Regions from separate parts of the Homo sapiens genome. Here region 2 is linked to region 1. The links are chromatin loops, found by intact Hi-C in ENCODE. Cell type or tissue: MCF 10A. All regions are shown on one strand.

What was found. Peaks named below come from ENCODE experiments on the same cell type or tissue, not always from the same donor. Only the 100,000 strongest peaks of a DNase experiment are listed, where the experiment ranks them.
Region 2: it touches region 1 in a loop (9-fold over the local background); 3 of 110 quality-filtered maps call a loop at or near these places.

What each region holds. Positions count from the first base shown.
Region 1 is chr1:181,418,829-181,426,828 of GRCh38, reverse strand. LOC107985232 (a long non-coding RNA gene) reads right to left here and starts at 7,088. Exons shown (of 3, transcript XR_001738319.2): 1 at 3,394-7,088. It also overlaps a transcript of CACNA1E not described here. RefSeq lists enhancers at 1,967-2,056, 3,036-3,085. In MCF 10A, CTCF peaks have their summits at 1,732 (motif pointing right) and 3,070 (motif pointing right); DNase peaks (open chromatin) are centred at 1,758, 3,088 and 3,308.
Region 2 is chr1:181,246,578-181,254,577 of GRCh38, reverse strand. No RefSeq gene overlaps it. Among named protein-coding and RNA genes, the nearest start is that of LINC01699, 14 kb to the right of the region's middle. RefSeq lists a silencer at 7,979-8,000. In MCF 10A, no CTCF peak of the experiment used is centred here; DNase peaks (open chromatin) are centred at 2,727 and 3,307.

The sequences.
Region 1 (8,000 bases):
GAAGGAGTTGAGATGGGAAGGGGTTGAAATAGGAAGGGGTTGAGTTGTGAAGGGGTTGAGATTGACAGGGGTTGAGACGGGAAGGGGCTGAGTTGTGAAGGGGTTGAGATGGGAAGGGGTTGAGATGGGAAGGGGTTGAGTTGTGAAGGGGTTGAATTGTAAAGGGGTAGAGATGGGAAGGGGTTGAGATGGGAAGGGGTTGAGTTGGGAAGGGGTTGAGATGGGAAGGGATTGAGTTGTGAAGGGGTTAAGTTGTGAAGTGGTTGAGATGGGAAGGGGTTCTGTTGTTAAGGGGTTGAGTTGTGAAGGGGTTGAGACAGGAAGGGGTTGAGTTTTGAAGGGAATGAGATGGGAAGGGGTTGAGTTGTGATGGGGCCATGATGGGAATGGGGTTGAGTTGTGAAGGGGTTGAGTTGTGAAGTGGCTGAGATGGGAAGCGGTTGAGATGGGAAGGGGTTGAGATGAGCTGGGTTGAGTTAGGGAAGGGTTCAGATGAGGAGGAGTTTAATTGATAAGGGTTGACATAGGAAGGGCTTGAGACGGATAGTGGCTGAAATGGGGAGGACTTGAGATGGAGAGAGGTTGGGTTGAGGAAGGGTTGAGATGGGGTAGGACTGGGTTGGGGAATTGTTGAGATGGAGTGACAGGAGGGGGATGCAGTTAGACCTGACCACCTGACCCCAGTGCACCCAAGCTGGGTGTGTCCAGCCAACACTGTCTCCACACCAGGAGCACTGTCCCCAGAACTGACCACTGGTCTGTCCTACTCCAAGAGCAGAAAGAGAATTTACTGAATTCCTCTGTTTTCTTTATAAATTTGGGAAGGGTTGCAGGTTCCTCATCACCTGATCAGCAGGCAGTAATGCTGCCTTTTTAGAACAGCAGTGAGGCTGAGTAGTGGGATGTGAGCACAGCTGCAGAGGGTCTGCAAGGAGGTCCCCAGGAGAGGCGGGGGCAGGGACAGAGGGGAAAGGGGGACAAGCCCTCTTCCTCACTCACACGCCAACCCTGCATGCCTTCATTCCCTCCCTGCTACAGGCTTCGAGAGAAAAAGAGGAAGAGAAAGATGGTTAAAGGAGCTAAAAGCAGAAGAGAAGAGAAGGAGGACAGTGTGGCTGGGGTATGAGCGGCTGAGGTGGGGTCCTCAGAAGGGTGCCCCACGCCCACCTCCTTCTCTGCGCCTCAGCCTTCTCACCTGCACCTTCAATGAGAAGTTATGTGCGATTAATTTTAAAGGTCTTTTCATCGGTGCCTGGAATTCTATAGGTGTCTAACTCTGCTTGGGGTCGGGGGGGGGAGCGGGGGTGTACAGCAATTTCATAAATATTTTTTTCAGCCAAAAAGGCCAAAGCGAATTCCTCCAATTATGTTCACCTCCTCCACAATGAGCACTTCCTTTTCTGCACGTGTCTTCACCCATCCCCTCACATCCAAGAGGAAAACGCCTTTGGCTCATTTGCAGCCATGGGTCCAGGCAAGCCCTTAAAGATGGCAAGGGGTTGCCAGTGGTCAGGGAGGGGGAAGGCCCTGGACTGCGGTGGGAGTCTCGGGGCGCTCATCGTGCCCTGCCAAGGCCCTTCTCCTCCTGGCTTCGCTTTCCTTTCTTGTGATGTGAGTGCTGACCACCAGGCTGCCCCAGCCCCTCCAGCTACACAGCGGAAAGCATCCCAGTGAGACTGCGGCTGCAATACACAGAAACAACCACTTGGGGGCACCATAAAAGAAGAAAAAATATCTCTTCTGAAAAAGAGGGAAAACAAATTGAGCAGCTGGCGCTAGAGGGCGCCGCTTTTCCCATTTTCTTCAAAAAGGTGGCTGGGGGCAGAATTTCCGAATCTTGACATGTTCAGAAGACTGAAGAGCCTCCTTCTACAGATATGGCCATGGGAGCAGAGTGGAGGCAGCCCAGCGCAAGGGCAGGGTGGGAGAGAGGGGACTGATTCACCTGAGCCTCCAAACAGGGAGGAGACTCTGATGGTACCACAAAAGGAAGCACAGAACGGGCCGATCCGGCTTGAGCACCAGGCTGCAGAGTCTTGGGGGAGAGTCCTCCCCCAAGGCCTGCCTTAGAAGGGAAGAACTGGGACAACAGATCTCCCCCAGCCCTTGCTCCCAGCACTGTGCTCTGGAAAAGATGGAAACCCTCTGCTTTCTCTCAGGGCATCCAATGGCTTCAGAAAGAGAAAGGGAGTGGCAGAGAGGTTATGCATTCGTTCTCTGCAAGAGATGAGAGTCGCCAGGCACTTAGCAGGGGGCCAGTCCCCCTCCTTCCCAGTACAGGACCCTCCTTGTCACAGGCGGTCTCCACTGCAAGCACAGAAAACCGCGCTGCTCGCGCACCACCTTGTTTATTCTCAAACCCAGTTCTCTAGGGAAGCATTTCTAGAACTGCGGAAGGTTGAAGGGAAAGGCGAGTCACCAGAGACCAGATCTAGAAACAGCCTCTTTTTTCTAATCCCGGGAGGACAGGTAAGGAAAATTCAAGGGTGTGTGCTGAAGTTCCCCAAAGGATCATCTTAAAGCAAATCTCTAGAAATCACCCAAATTGTGTCAGTTCCTAAGGGAAGCCCAATTCTCTGGATTCTCTGCACCTTCCTGCTCTGCTCAGAATTCCAAGAAAGCAGGGCATGTGCTCCGGTCTCTTCTTGGCTGGTGGTTTTCAAACTTGCTGTTGGTTAGTGATAACCCAGTGTGTTGAAGGCTCATGATTTCTGTGTTCCACTGGCATATGTTTTGGTTTCTGCAACCCTGTTATACTACAGCCCTAGGATCCTGAAATGCCTCGTCTCTGAGTGAGAAGGTTGGATTTTGCAGACCTGCAAACTCAGGTGCCTTCAGGACCAAGTCAGTCCTCTAATAGCCCTAAGGCAGTAGGGAATGGTGGGGAATACAGTGACCTGGAGACTTCCTGCCCCCTCTAAAAACATACACATTTAAATAAAATTAAAATATCCGATAATTCAACAAAGCACTCATATATAAGAACAAATTCTGCCATGCACCCTTTTGGCAATAGTGGTTCCACAGATTCCTGTATTCTAACAACCCGAGTGATGTCTGATGCTGGCAGCAGGTGGCAGCATGTGGACTGAGGTCTCCACTTAGTCTCACTAGATCTGCAGGAGGCTGGCCGCCTTTCAAAAGGCCAGCAAAAAAAAAAAAAAAATTGGCCCAATGGCCCTTAAATTCACCCATAAAGCTTCAAGGTTGAGACAGGTGTTGCCTTACAGAATATGTTGCTGATGCTGAATGCGGTGTGAATGCCAGTGAGACTGTTGTTTGAATGTGATCACCCCTACTAAGTCAGCATAGCTGCAGGGCACATGAGACAGAAGTGGGTGGGACTTGCAGGACTGGTTCCTCCTACCTTGTCACTCACCACAGTCCACTGACCTTCACATAAAGCACCAGCAGTCACCCAGGCTCTCAGGACCCCAGCTTCCTCACCTGTAAATGAAGCAGCTAGACCAGATGAATAATAATAATGATCATAATAATGGCTCATATGCACTGACTGTTGACCTTGTGCCAGGCACTGTGCATTCCCTCCTGTAGTCTCCCACATGCTGCTGTGGTCCGTTGATGTATACAGCTGATCCCAAGCCTAACTACAACCTCTGCACCTTGGGCTTCGGCAAACCTCTGATGCCTGTCAGTTTGAGATAATGACTTCTTGATCTGTACATATAAACATTGTTGTAGGGATGAGGCTGATGATGAAGGCACATGCGATAGATGTTTTTACGTAATTTGGATATGAACCTTTTTTATAGGGGTTGGCTAAGGTAGTAATGATGGGTAAGATTAAGGGGATTAGGGTTATTATGGTAGTGGAAAAATACATGTTTGCTACTTTTATTTGGAGTTGCATCAATGTTTTTGGTTCCTAAGACCAACGGATGACTCTAATCCTTTCAAAGTTGAGAAAGCCATGTTGCTAGGCATGGGGGCATGAGTTAGCAGTTCTTGTACACTTTCTCGGTAGACAAGAAGTTGCAGGCTTCTATTGTTAGATTCACAATCTAATGTTTTGGTTAAACTATAAGTGATAGCAAGTGACAGGCTCCTGAAGGTGAGGAACCAGACATCAAGGAGAAAAACAACCAAGCATCGGACTAAGTACTTTACATGCTGTTTTTCCTTCATAACAATTCAAAAAGGTTGCTGTACTCATCCACAATCTAGCAAAAGAGCAAAATGAGGCCCACAAAGGTTGGATATCTTACCCAAAGTCAAATAAGACATGGCTCTGTGGTGATCAAACAATAGCTTGAAGGAGGACAGTTCTCATACAACCTGTAAGTTAACCAACCTGTGTTTTACAGCTCATGAATCTCCACACCCCAGGGGCTGACCCTGGTCTAGACCTAGAGCCAGTGGTGTCCTGAGCTTCCTGGACTAGACCGTTTGGTATGGCTAGGGCTATCAGAGGCCAGGTGAACACATAGATCGTAACTATAACCATAGCCACTGTTACGGAACATTCATAAATATTCATTCACAAATAATTACTGAGGGCCCATATGTCAGCATTGCCCTCAGCACTGGGGATATGGAGTGAACGAGGCAGTCAAATCACTGATCTCACGGCACCAACATTCTTGTGGGGGTTGGTGGTCAACTGCATAGGTGATATGGCACAGTGACCAGGTGTCTATTTTAGACTGTGTGATGAAGGACAGCCTCTCTGAGGAAGTATCATTTGAGCTAAGGTCCAAATGGCAAGAATGAACCAACCCTGTTGAGATCTGGAGAAATATTCCAGGCAACGGCAGGAGCCAGGGTAGAGACATAAACAGGCATAGCCTAAATAAAAGGCGAGTGGGCAGGAGCACAGGGAACAAGGGAGAGAGTAGATGAGGCCAGGAGTTAAGCAAAGCTCAGGTCGGATAGGGCTTTATGAGCCAGCAAAAAGAGTTCATATTGTCCCTGCCTGTTGTGTCAATAGATCACATTCTCTTATTCTAGGGAAACAAAGATGCAAAGACACGTTAGCAGGCCATTGCAATGGTCCAAAGGATAGTGGCTTGGAAGAGATTGGTAGCAGTGGGGATGGAGAAGTGTTTGGACTTGGGATATGTTTGGGAGATGTTATTGACAGGGCTTACCACTGATCAGAAGTGAGGAAAAATGGAGAGAAATAAAAGATAATGAGAATATTTGGCTCGGACAACTGGAGAAATAGTGGTGCCATTTACTGAGATAAGGAAAAATGAGGGGCCAGACAGGATCAGAAGAGGATCAGGAGTTTTGTTCTAGCCACATTATGTTTTAGAAGCTGATTAGATAGACAACAGTGCAGAGATGCCAGACAAGCATTTGGCTTCAAGAGTCAAGGGTTCTTTGGAAATTTACATTTGAGAGTCATCTGCAGATATGTGGACCTGGTGAGGTCACCCAGGGAGGCTGTAGGCAGAGAAGAGGCCCAGAATAACCCTGGTGCTCATCAACATTTTGAGGACCCCCCACCAGACTATATGATCTAATAAATGTGGTCAAACTTTGCAACAGGCTTGCAAGGTAGGTATTATTTCTCTCCTCTACTCAAAAAATGCGGAGGTTACAAAGTGCCCAAGCCCACAATTTACAAGTAGCATTGCAAGAATTCAAGCATGAACTGAGTTCCCGTCATTTACCCAGTGCTGTGCCAGTTACTGTAGGGACACCAGTGAGTAGGATGGCTCAGTAGAACAAACATGGGCTTCGGAATTAGAGGACCTGGAGTGAATCCTCACTGGCTCTGTGATACTGGGCAGGTAACTTAACCTTATCAAGCCTCAGTTTCCCAATATGAAAAATCATGTTGTTGCTGTTGTTGTTGTTGTTTTTCATCTGCAAATGTCTACTGAGTGCCTATTATGTGCCCAACACAGTACTAAGTAAAGGAGACACAATGGGGAGCAGACAGACTTCTCTGCTTACAATCTAGTGGGGGACACAGACATGTAAACAGGCAATTACAATGTAGTGTGCTAAGTACTATGATTATGGAAATACCCCCTCCCTCTTTATAGAGTAAGTCATACCAACCTACGCAGACTTTAAAGTTACACATAATTTCCTTTCTTCCAGACCCATATGCAATAATAGTGCCATACAAAATGTTTCTGTTCTTCATCATGGTACCTATTATTTCCATTAGAATAAATAATACATGCAAATCACCTACCATATAGCCAGTGCTCAATAAATGGTGGCAGTCATTATCAAGACATAGGTTTTTGACCTAGTACCACCTCTAACTTCGGAGCTCATTTTTCTCTCCTGTAAATTATAAATAATAACAGCTAATTCATGAGGTCATTGTGAGGCTCAGATGAGATCATATGTATGAAAAATGTTTTAAGCTGGAGAGAACTATATTAAAGTATTAGTAAAACATTGTGACATGCCCACTTGCTAAAGTTATAAAACTTAGTACACAATAAACACTTGGTGCTAACCAAGAGGTCCTCATCACCTGAAAAGTGGGCCTGAGGAAACCTTTAAATAGGTTCTTAGGAAAACAACATTCTGTACAAGAAAATCTGCTTCATCTGAAATCACCTAAAGTACTCCTTCTCCCATCAGCATTTGGCTTACCCAGCCAAAGACAAAAAAAAAATGCAGGAGACCTCCCAGGTTGGTTTCTAGTCTGTTTCACTATCACCAGGGTCCTGACTCAGTGTCTAGGAGACAGGATTTGTAAAGCTGGTGGTATGTGTCCCAGGCTTTCACCTGTATAAGCAGTGGACAGGGCCTTGGGAGGAGCAAGATGCTGTCAGGGCTGCCCACAGAGAACCCTGCCTGATTTCCCACTACAGTAAATCCAAGCCCTGGGAAAGGACCAGGCTGCCCCTGTCCTAGAGCCAAAGGGATCCTGTCTAAAGAACATAAGTCAGGAGAAGCTGAAAGGCAGGAGACAGAAGGGAGGAAAAATTTCCATCTCTACAAAGTGCATGCAGATCCTGGGCAGCCCTGAAGTGGGGCAGAGAACAGACTCCCCACTTCCACTGCTGACTATTCAACTGGAGGACTCTGCAGTCAGCAACCTGTACAACCACACAGTGGACACAGGGAACTCAGCTGCCTCCTTCCCTGGAACTTAGCTGATTAGAATGGATATCAATTCCCCTCAATATGTTTACTTCATCATTCTTTCAGCAAACACTTATTGTGAGTCAACTGCACACTAGGCACTGTTTTGGACCCTGAAGGTAAGACAAAGGCCCTGCTTTCAAGAAGCTTGCACTCCAGTGCAAAATATCTGTGCTTGTATGTATGTGTGTGTGTTTGTGTGTCCGTTGGGGAAACAATAAGGGCTATGATGAAAAATAAAGCAAAATAAAGAGGGAAAGAGAGTGACAATGGGGGAATGCTATTTAAATAGGGTGATCAGGAAGTTCTCTCTGAGCAGAAACCTAAATGAAATGAGAGAGGAGCCATCCTGATAAATGGGAAAAGCATTCTAGGCAAAGGGACCAGCAAAAGGCAGAGGCCTGATGTGGGAGGTCTGAGTACATTCAAGGCATAACAAGGGACCAGTGTAGCCAGTGCAGAATGAGTTAAGGGGAAAGATGAAGAAATCAAACCAAAGACATTCATGCATCTTTAGGAGGCTGGCTGGGCAGGGGGAAGAGGGAGAAGATGGAAATCATGCACTGAGCTAAGGACTGATATGAAATATTTCTTAAGACTCTTGGACAGAAACTACTTGTTCTACCTTTCTAAATCCTTTGTGAATCAAAAAAGAAAAAGTAAGGATCTTTAGCTGCAGTTGGGGAAACAGAGTCTAGCAGGGAGGGGCAGAGGCAGGGAGGCTCATTAAGAGGTGGTTGACATTATGATCTTGGGCAAGTGACTTAAACTCTCTATCCCCCAAGTGCAAAAATGGGGACAATAATGGTAATAATGGTACCAGCTTCAATCAATTATTACATGGATAAATTAATTAATATTTATAAAGTACCTAGAATAGTGCTGGGCATCTAGTATCATATACGTGTGTGGAATAAAAATAA
Region 2 (8,000 bases), 170 kb after region 1:
ATATGGCTCTTTTTGCCCGACCCCATAGGCAGTCAGACCTTATGGTTGTCTTCCCTTGTTCCCTAAAAATTGCTGTTATTCTGTTCTTTTTCAAGGTGCACTGATTTTATATTGTTCAAACACACATGTTTTACAATTTGTACAGTTAACACAATTAGCACAGTGGTCCTGAGGTGATGTACATCCTCAGCTTACAAAGATAACAGGATTAAGAGATTAAAGACAGGCATAAGAAATTATAAAAGTATTATTTGGGAACTGATAAATGTCCATGAAATCTTCACAACTTACGTTTGTCTACCGCGGCCCCAGCCGGTCCCTCCATTCGGGGTCCCTGACTTCCCACGACACCTCTCCCTTTATTTTTATATAAATGTGCCATGGCGATGAAGACTTCTTCGTTCTCTCGGTTTTGATGCAAGATTCTTTGACTGGTCTGGCACACTAAAAACAAGCCGATTAAACAGAGAAACATGATTCCAAAATGTACTACAGTGGAGCCCCCAACAGACTTAATCCAAGTCGTGGGGTTTAGTCCAGAAAGACTTTCTGCCACCTGATCTAACGCATCAGCTCCAGGCACAATGGGTAAATGAGCTTGAGAGGCTTCAAAAATTTGTTTCTTTAATTTAGTTATGTCCAAGGATAAATTATCTTCCCTACCCAGAAGGTGTCCTTTGACCATTTCCCATGAATGATCAGTCTTGTTGTAGGAATATGGTGTGACACAGAAATCAGAAGTATTCCAGTCACACTGCATTTGCATGTGATATTCAAGACTCATTCGCCGATCTCCAAGCCAAATAACAGAATGTCTTAAATCATTAATTTGATTAGCTAATTTTTGATCACTGCCCTGTTGAGAATTCCACATTTGGGTGGAATTGGCTTGCCAATCATTAACAAAATGAGTCATTTGAATAGATTGGTGTAATGCCACTCCAGCAGTGGTGGCCAGTGCAGTGACTGTAATTAGGCCCATGGTCACAGTCATTAAAGTGAAAACAAATCTCTTAGATCTTCTGAGAATTCATTGTAATATTTCATTAATTAAACATACTGAGGGGAAAGATTCCCAAGGTCTGGGTAAAGTTACCAGTATCCAGATTCCTTCTCGAGCTCGAATCAACATTACACTTTTCCTGAAGTCAAAACGGGAATTAACACAAGTGTGTAAATGACAATTAATGCATTGGACAGTTTGATTGTTTGTCCAAATTTTGAAATTTCCCACTAACAGCATGTAAGGAGGCTTAACACAACTCTGTATAGGAATATTCAGGCTGGAGGTAAACAAAGCAGAATGTTTGAATCTACATTGATACTGAGGGAGAGGAGCGGTGGTGGCAACGCCCAATGTTCTCCACTGTAAAGAAGCAATCCGAGGTGCCCGGGGATGCCAAAGAGGTAGAGTTAAGTCAAAAAGAATTATCATAGAGAATTATCAGAATTATCAGTCAAGAAGAATTATCATAATGCCAATTGGAGTCCCATAAAGGAGGATCAGCATCAAAAAGAGGAAAAGCGTTCAAAGGAGATTTATCACGGGGTTCAGAATCACGGATGCAAGGGGTGGTAGTGGGGACAACAGACAGAAAAGTTTCCCCATCCCATACTCGCAGTCCAGACATGGCAATAGCCAGTTTCCAAAGTTCTGGGTGTTCTGGGCTCAGAATGGGAAATATAATATGAGGCCTCAGGGGAGTAATGCCCTTATCTTCCCATTTTAAGGGAAAGAATGAGCTGAACCTCCTATGCAAAGTAGGATGATGATCCTTGTCCTCCCAATAAGAAATAAAATAAGTAGACTCCAGGCATTCCCTCCCACCAGAGGAGCAATTGTTTTTTAAATAGCCCTTTGGTGCCCAGTCTATTACTAAACCATATGAGTCATTTTTTAATAGTACTGCATGTGAGTTAACACAAGCTTCCCAAATTTAAGTTTTAGATGGGCCCTCAAAATTTTTAGGACATGGTTTTCCTACAGGTTTATATTGAAAGTATGGGGTATCTCCTATTACTCCCCTTTTCATTTGTCTTAAAGGAGAAAGGGAGAGGCCAGAGACCAAATGTCCCTGTTCCCCTGTAGCTAATCTCTCCAGAAGATAAGCAGCCCAGACTTGAGTTTCTAGATGGATCCAACCAGGTGCATGTCCAAGGCACAGAGGAGGGTATTTATAACCCATAGTAACATTAAATGCAGTGTTTTCTTCTGGTTGAGTGGGGAAACAGTCATCTGTAGCTCCAGGCATCCACACACTATCGTTAGTATAGATTTCTGCAGGAGCATCCATCCAGGGGAGAGGTCAAATAAGTGGAGGAAAAGGCACATAAGCCCAATAAGAATAATTTTGTTTAGCAGGTAAATCAGTATGAGGGCAAACTGGTGAGACAGAAAGTATAAGGAGGAGAATTATTAAATAAAACCTATTGTAAGTGAGATCCAGTGCTGAAGGAGGAAGAGAACAAGGGGATGTTATTTTTAAGCTAATAGAAATGGTAAGATTTTTAGGTTCGTAGGGAGAAAAAGAAAGGCAATTAGGAGAAGTGGGATTAGTTAGAGGGGTCTCCGTTGCCATTAGGGAGGATTGAATCAGACTCTCTTGATTTGGCATGCCAGTTTCTGAGGAGTCGGCACAGATCTCACCAGGTATGAGGGCGGTCTCTGATGCAGATGTCTCTTCCCTGTGGTTTTCATTGTTAGTATTCACATGAAGTTTCAGCCTCTTAGTGGGCACCCAGACAGGGGATTGATGATCTCCTGGTGAAACGTAAACATAACCTCTTCCCCATGTTATAATTGTTCCAGGTTCCCAGGTATTGGTTTGGGAGTTTTTCCATAACACTGGCTTGCCTTCGTTTAGGGAGAATTTTTTGCCTGTGTAATGGCTTTCAGCTGCGGTCAGAGTATTGTCTTTAGGAACATTTAGAAAGTTTAAAGTAACAATGCTAAATGTAATTGGGATTGGGGAGTGGTTAAATTATGGTTTTGTTGCTCAGACTGTTTGGACAACTGAGTTTTTAAAGTGCGATTGGCCCATTCCACCACAGCCTGTCCCTTAGGATTGTAAGGGATTCTGATAATATGGGAAATTCCCCATTGTTGCATAAATAAATCAAAAGCCTTACTAATATATCCAGGGGTGTTGTCTGTCTTTATCTGATATGGAAGCCCCATAACTGCAAAGCAAGAATACAGATGTCTTTTTAACATGGGGTGTGCCTTCCCCTGTTTTGCAAGGAGCCCAAATAAAACCTGAAAAGGTATCCACAGAAACATGTACATATGAAAGTCTGCCAAAAGAGCTAACATGAGTCACATCCATCTGCCATAAATCATTAGGAGTTAGGCCTCTGGGATTAATGCCATGTTCCTGATTTGGAAGTACAAAAACTTGGCACTGAAGACAGCAGTGGACAATAAGCTTAGCCTCCTTCCAGGTGAGAGCAAATTTATCTTTTAATCCAGCAGCATTGACATGAGTGAGATTATGGAACTCGTGAGCCTCTTGGATAGCAAAAGAGACCAAACAGTCGGCCTTATGGTTACTAGCAGACATGGGTCCCGGTAAAGTGGTATGAGATCTAATACGTGTAATATAGAAATGGTGTCTACATTGGTGAACCACCTGTTGTAACCTTGAAAATAAAGAAGCCAATTCGGAATTATTAACATGTTTGATAGTAGCAGTTTCTATATTTTTAGTGGCATGTACAACATAAGCAGAATCAGAGACAATATTTAAAGGTTTGGGGAAATCCTGTAAGGCAGTAATTACAGCAATTAACCCTGCCTTCTGAGCAGAGGTATAAGGGTTAGAAATAAGCTTGTCTGTAGGACCCACATAACCAGCATTTCCATTACTGGAGCTCTCCGTGAACACTGTAACGGCCTCAGGAATAGGCTGATCTTTGGTCAATCGAGGGACCACCCAAGAAGTCATTTTTATAAAATCAAACAATTTGTTTTTTGGATAACGATTGTCAATAACACTGATAAAATCAGCCAAGTGAATTTGCCACAGTATGGAATGTTGAAAAGCAGCCTGAACTTTGAGCTGATTTAAAGGAACCACAATTAAATTCGGATCAAATCCAGAAATTTTAAGTATTCTACACCGAGCTTGTCCAATTAGGGTGGCCATTTGGTCCAGACAAACAGATAAAGTTTTTGACACAGAATGAGGAAAAAAACACCGTTCCACTAAATCATTATGTTGAACTATTAGCCCAGTAGGGGAGTGCAATGAAGTGAAAACCAGAAGCTGAAAAGGCTGAGATGGCTGTACCCTAGACAACTGGGCAGTGTGGATTCTTTCCTCCATGAATTCCAGTTCCAGTGAAGTCTCAGGGGTCAAAGTCCTGGGACTGTGGAGATTGGAATTTCCACACAATGTAGAAAACAAGTTAGACAGCGCATATGTTGGAATGCCTAAAGTAGATCTTAAATAATTAATGTTACCCAAAAGTTTTTGGAAATCATTTAAGGTTTTTAAAGAATCTCTCCTAATCTGAACCTTTTGAGGTTGAATACATTCTTTATTGACCACCATTCCTAAATATTGAACAGGAGTGGTCTGTTGAATTTTATCCTGAGTGATGTGTAAACCAGCCTCTGTAACACGGTGACTCAAAAATTGATAACAGTCAATTAATTATTTATCAGTGGGGGCAGCAATTAATATATCATCAATATAATGAAGCATATAGGCCTGGGGAAATTGAGCTCGAACTGGAGAAAGCACCTGTCCAACATAAAGCTGGCAGATGGTAGGGAGTCTTTAAGATCAATAACTATGAGAGGCCAATTCTTAGGTATTAAAGCAGGGGCAGGCACGCCAGGTTGGATGGCACCCATAGGTTTAATTACAGCATTAATGGCCCTTAAATCAGTTACCATCCTCCACTTGCCTGATTTCTTTGTTACTAGAAACACAGGAGAATTCCAGGGGGAAAGAGAAGATTCCACATTTCCAAGTTGTAACTGTTCAGAAACCAATTGAGTTAAAGCCTCCAGTTTTTCTTTAGAGAGTGGCCGCTGCTCAATCCAGACAGGTGCTTCAGATTTCCATTGTAGGGGAACAGGATTAGGAGGCAAGCAGTGGCCGTCATTGAAAAGGATAACCTAAACCAGCCCTGTCTTCTTTTACAGTAACTTGAAGAGCTTTAGTAATTCCTTCATGTCTTGGACTGAGACCAAGTCTGGGAACAAACCCCATGTTTTCCATTATATGCTGACTGGGAGCACTGTAAGAGTGATGTGGAATATTAATTTCAGCCCACCTTTGTGCCGGCAAATCTCTACCCCAAAGATTAATGGGGATTGGTGTGATATAAGGCTGAATTGTACCCTTTTGACCATCAGGGCCAGTGCAAGGCAAGATAAATGTGCTCTGGTGAACTTCATCAGCTTTTCCAACACCTACTAGTCCCACGTTAGTGGGATGTTTAAGCCAGGAGGAAGCCATAAATTAGAGGAAATAATAGAAACATCAGCCCCAGTATCTATTATGCCCTCAAACTTTTTTCCTTGAATGTGTATGGTGCAGGTGGGCCATTGTTTAGAAATTACATTAATCCAATAAGCAGCTTTTTCACTGCTGGAGCCCATCCCAGGGCCCTGTGTCTTATCTCCTTTGTTTAAAACAATATTAGGTAGTAAAAGTGATTGAGCAATTGACTCACCAGCCAGAATGGAAACAGGAACCTTGCAGACACCATAAGTTTAATCTCAACAGAGGAATCAGAATTAATGAGACCAGTATGAACTGTGATCTTAAAAGCTAACATACGAAGGAGAATACCTTGAGTGCACTCATCAGAGACAGATTTTTCAACAGCATCTTGTAATTTACCCATAAAATCAAGATATAATTCATTGTGACCCTGTTTAACAGTAGTAAAAGAAACAGGAGCTTGGCCCAGGGCACTTAATCTATCCCAAGCTCTCATACACACCTTTGTTACTTGTTCCATGGTGAGAGCATCAAAGCCTAATTGGGCGGTAGTGTGAGAGTAATTATCAGAGCCTGTGAGCTGAGCCTGAGTAATTGGAATGCCATAAGCCCAATTTAGCTGAGCCTGCAGACGGGCCTCCTCTGATCACCAGATACAGAATTGTAAATGCTGAGATGGAGTTAGAACAGCTTTTGCCAAAAGGTCCCAGTCTCAAGGAAGCAAAATGAACTCAGTACAAAGGGTCTGTAATACCATTTTAACATATGGAGAAGTAGGACCATACTGAGTACAAGCATCCTTGAATTCTTTTAAAAAGGTAAGATTGAGCAGCGGATATCGATGCACTTATACCCCTTGAGCATTGGGAGGTTCCAGCACAACTGGATAAGCCCATGCCTCTAATCCACTTGTTTCTTTGTTCTAGTATAATAAGCGTTGCATGGAAGTTTCAAGAACAGGCACATGAGATGGAATCAGCATAGAAGTGACAGAAAAAGTATGTGTAGATAAGGGAAACTGAGGTTGAGGAGGTCAGACCAGTATGAGAGCATGAGAAAGGGGCACTGGAGGAGCAGAAGAGGCAGAAGCATACTGGTGATTATTGTCCCAATCCTGTGCAACCAGAATGACAGGGGTGTCCCTGCATGAGGAAGGGTACAGAGAAGCAGGTTGAGTGAATGGCAAAGTGACCAGTTGAGGGACCGAAATAACAGGAGGGTGAGGGGCTGTGGTGGACGGGGGAGGGCCTGCAGAATTACAGGTAAATTGTAGTCTGGTCCCGGAGCCATCAGATGGCTCCGGAGGCAAAGGCTGCAAAGGTTTGGAGAGGGAAGAGTTAGCATAGATATGGTCCCAGGCTGTCCAAGTCAGGGCCATGGGAGCTACAAGTACTGGCTTCTCGTGAAAAGAAATAAGATCATCAGGGGGTGATGTTAAGCCAAAGTCACCGGAGTTAGATATTGAATCTTCAATATCTTCAGGTGGGTGAGGAGTAGGCAAACGGAGAGGCTGAGCAGATAACGAAGGCTGAGTGGGAGAGGGAAACTGAGGAAGAGGTAGAGGGTTGCCAGATTCAGAAAACTGTGGTAACTGCAGGGGGTCACAGGATTGGTATGTCATTAGAATGGCATGTACCAAGGCCCAATCACCCAAACAGTGACGGGAACATAATTTTCTGTCAGGACCAGTTCCCGGAATTTTCCACCAACATGATCCCATAGTTCCACATTTAACATTCCCTTTTCAGGAAACCAAGGACAGTGTTCTTCCACCACCCTGGATAGGGTGACAATATTTTCCATGGGTACCCGAACTCCTCCCTGTTTTAACAGGAGTTTAATATAGCAGAGATAAGCATAATGTTTAGACTCCACATGACCCATAGTTACCCTGGACAATACACAGACAACTCACCAATCGTCAGGGAGCTGAACAAGCGTTTCTGTGGACCGGACCGATGAAAGTTTCTCCGCACCTACCAAAAGGAATCAGGTTCCCACATGCACTTAGGAAAAAGAAAACCACGTTGGCATGCCAGATACTGGGGGAACCCGCCCCCAATATTTCAATGTAGGTTCTTTCTATTTTCCGTAAGTGTCAGCCAGCTGAGAAATAAAGAGAGACAGTATAAAGAGAGGAATTTTACAGCTGGGCCACCGGGGGTGACATCACATATCAGTAGGACCATGATGCCCACCTGAGTCTCAGACCAGCAAGTTTTTATTAAGGGTTTCAAAAACAGAGGGGATGTAAGAACAGGGAGTAGGTACAAAGATCACACACTTCAAAGGGCAAAAAGCAGAAATACTAGTAAGGGTCTAACAAAGATCACATGCTTCTGAGGGAACAGGACAAAGGGCAAAAGCAGAACTACTGGTAAGGGTCCAACAAAGATCACAAGGCAAAGGGCAAAAAGCAAAACTAATAATAAGGGTCTATGTTCAGCGGTACGTATTGTCTTGATAAACATCTTAAACAACAGAAAACAGGGTTCGAGAGCAGAGAACCGGTCTGACCACAAATTTACCAAGGCGGAGTTTTTT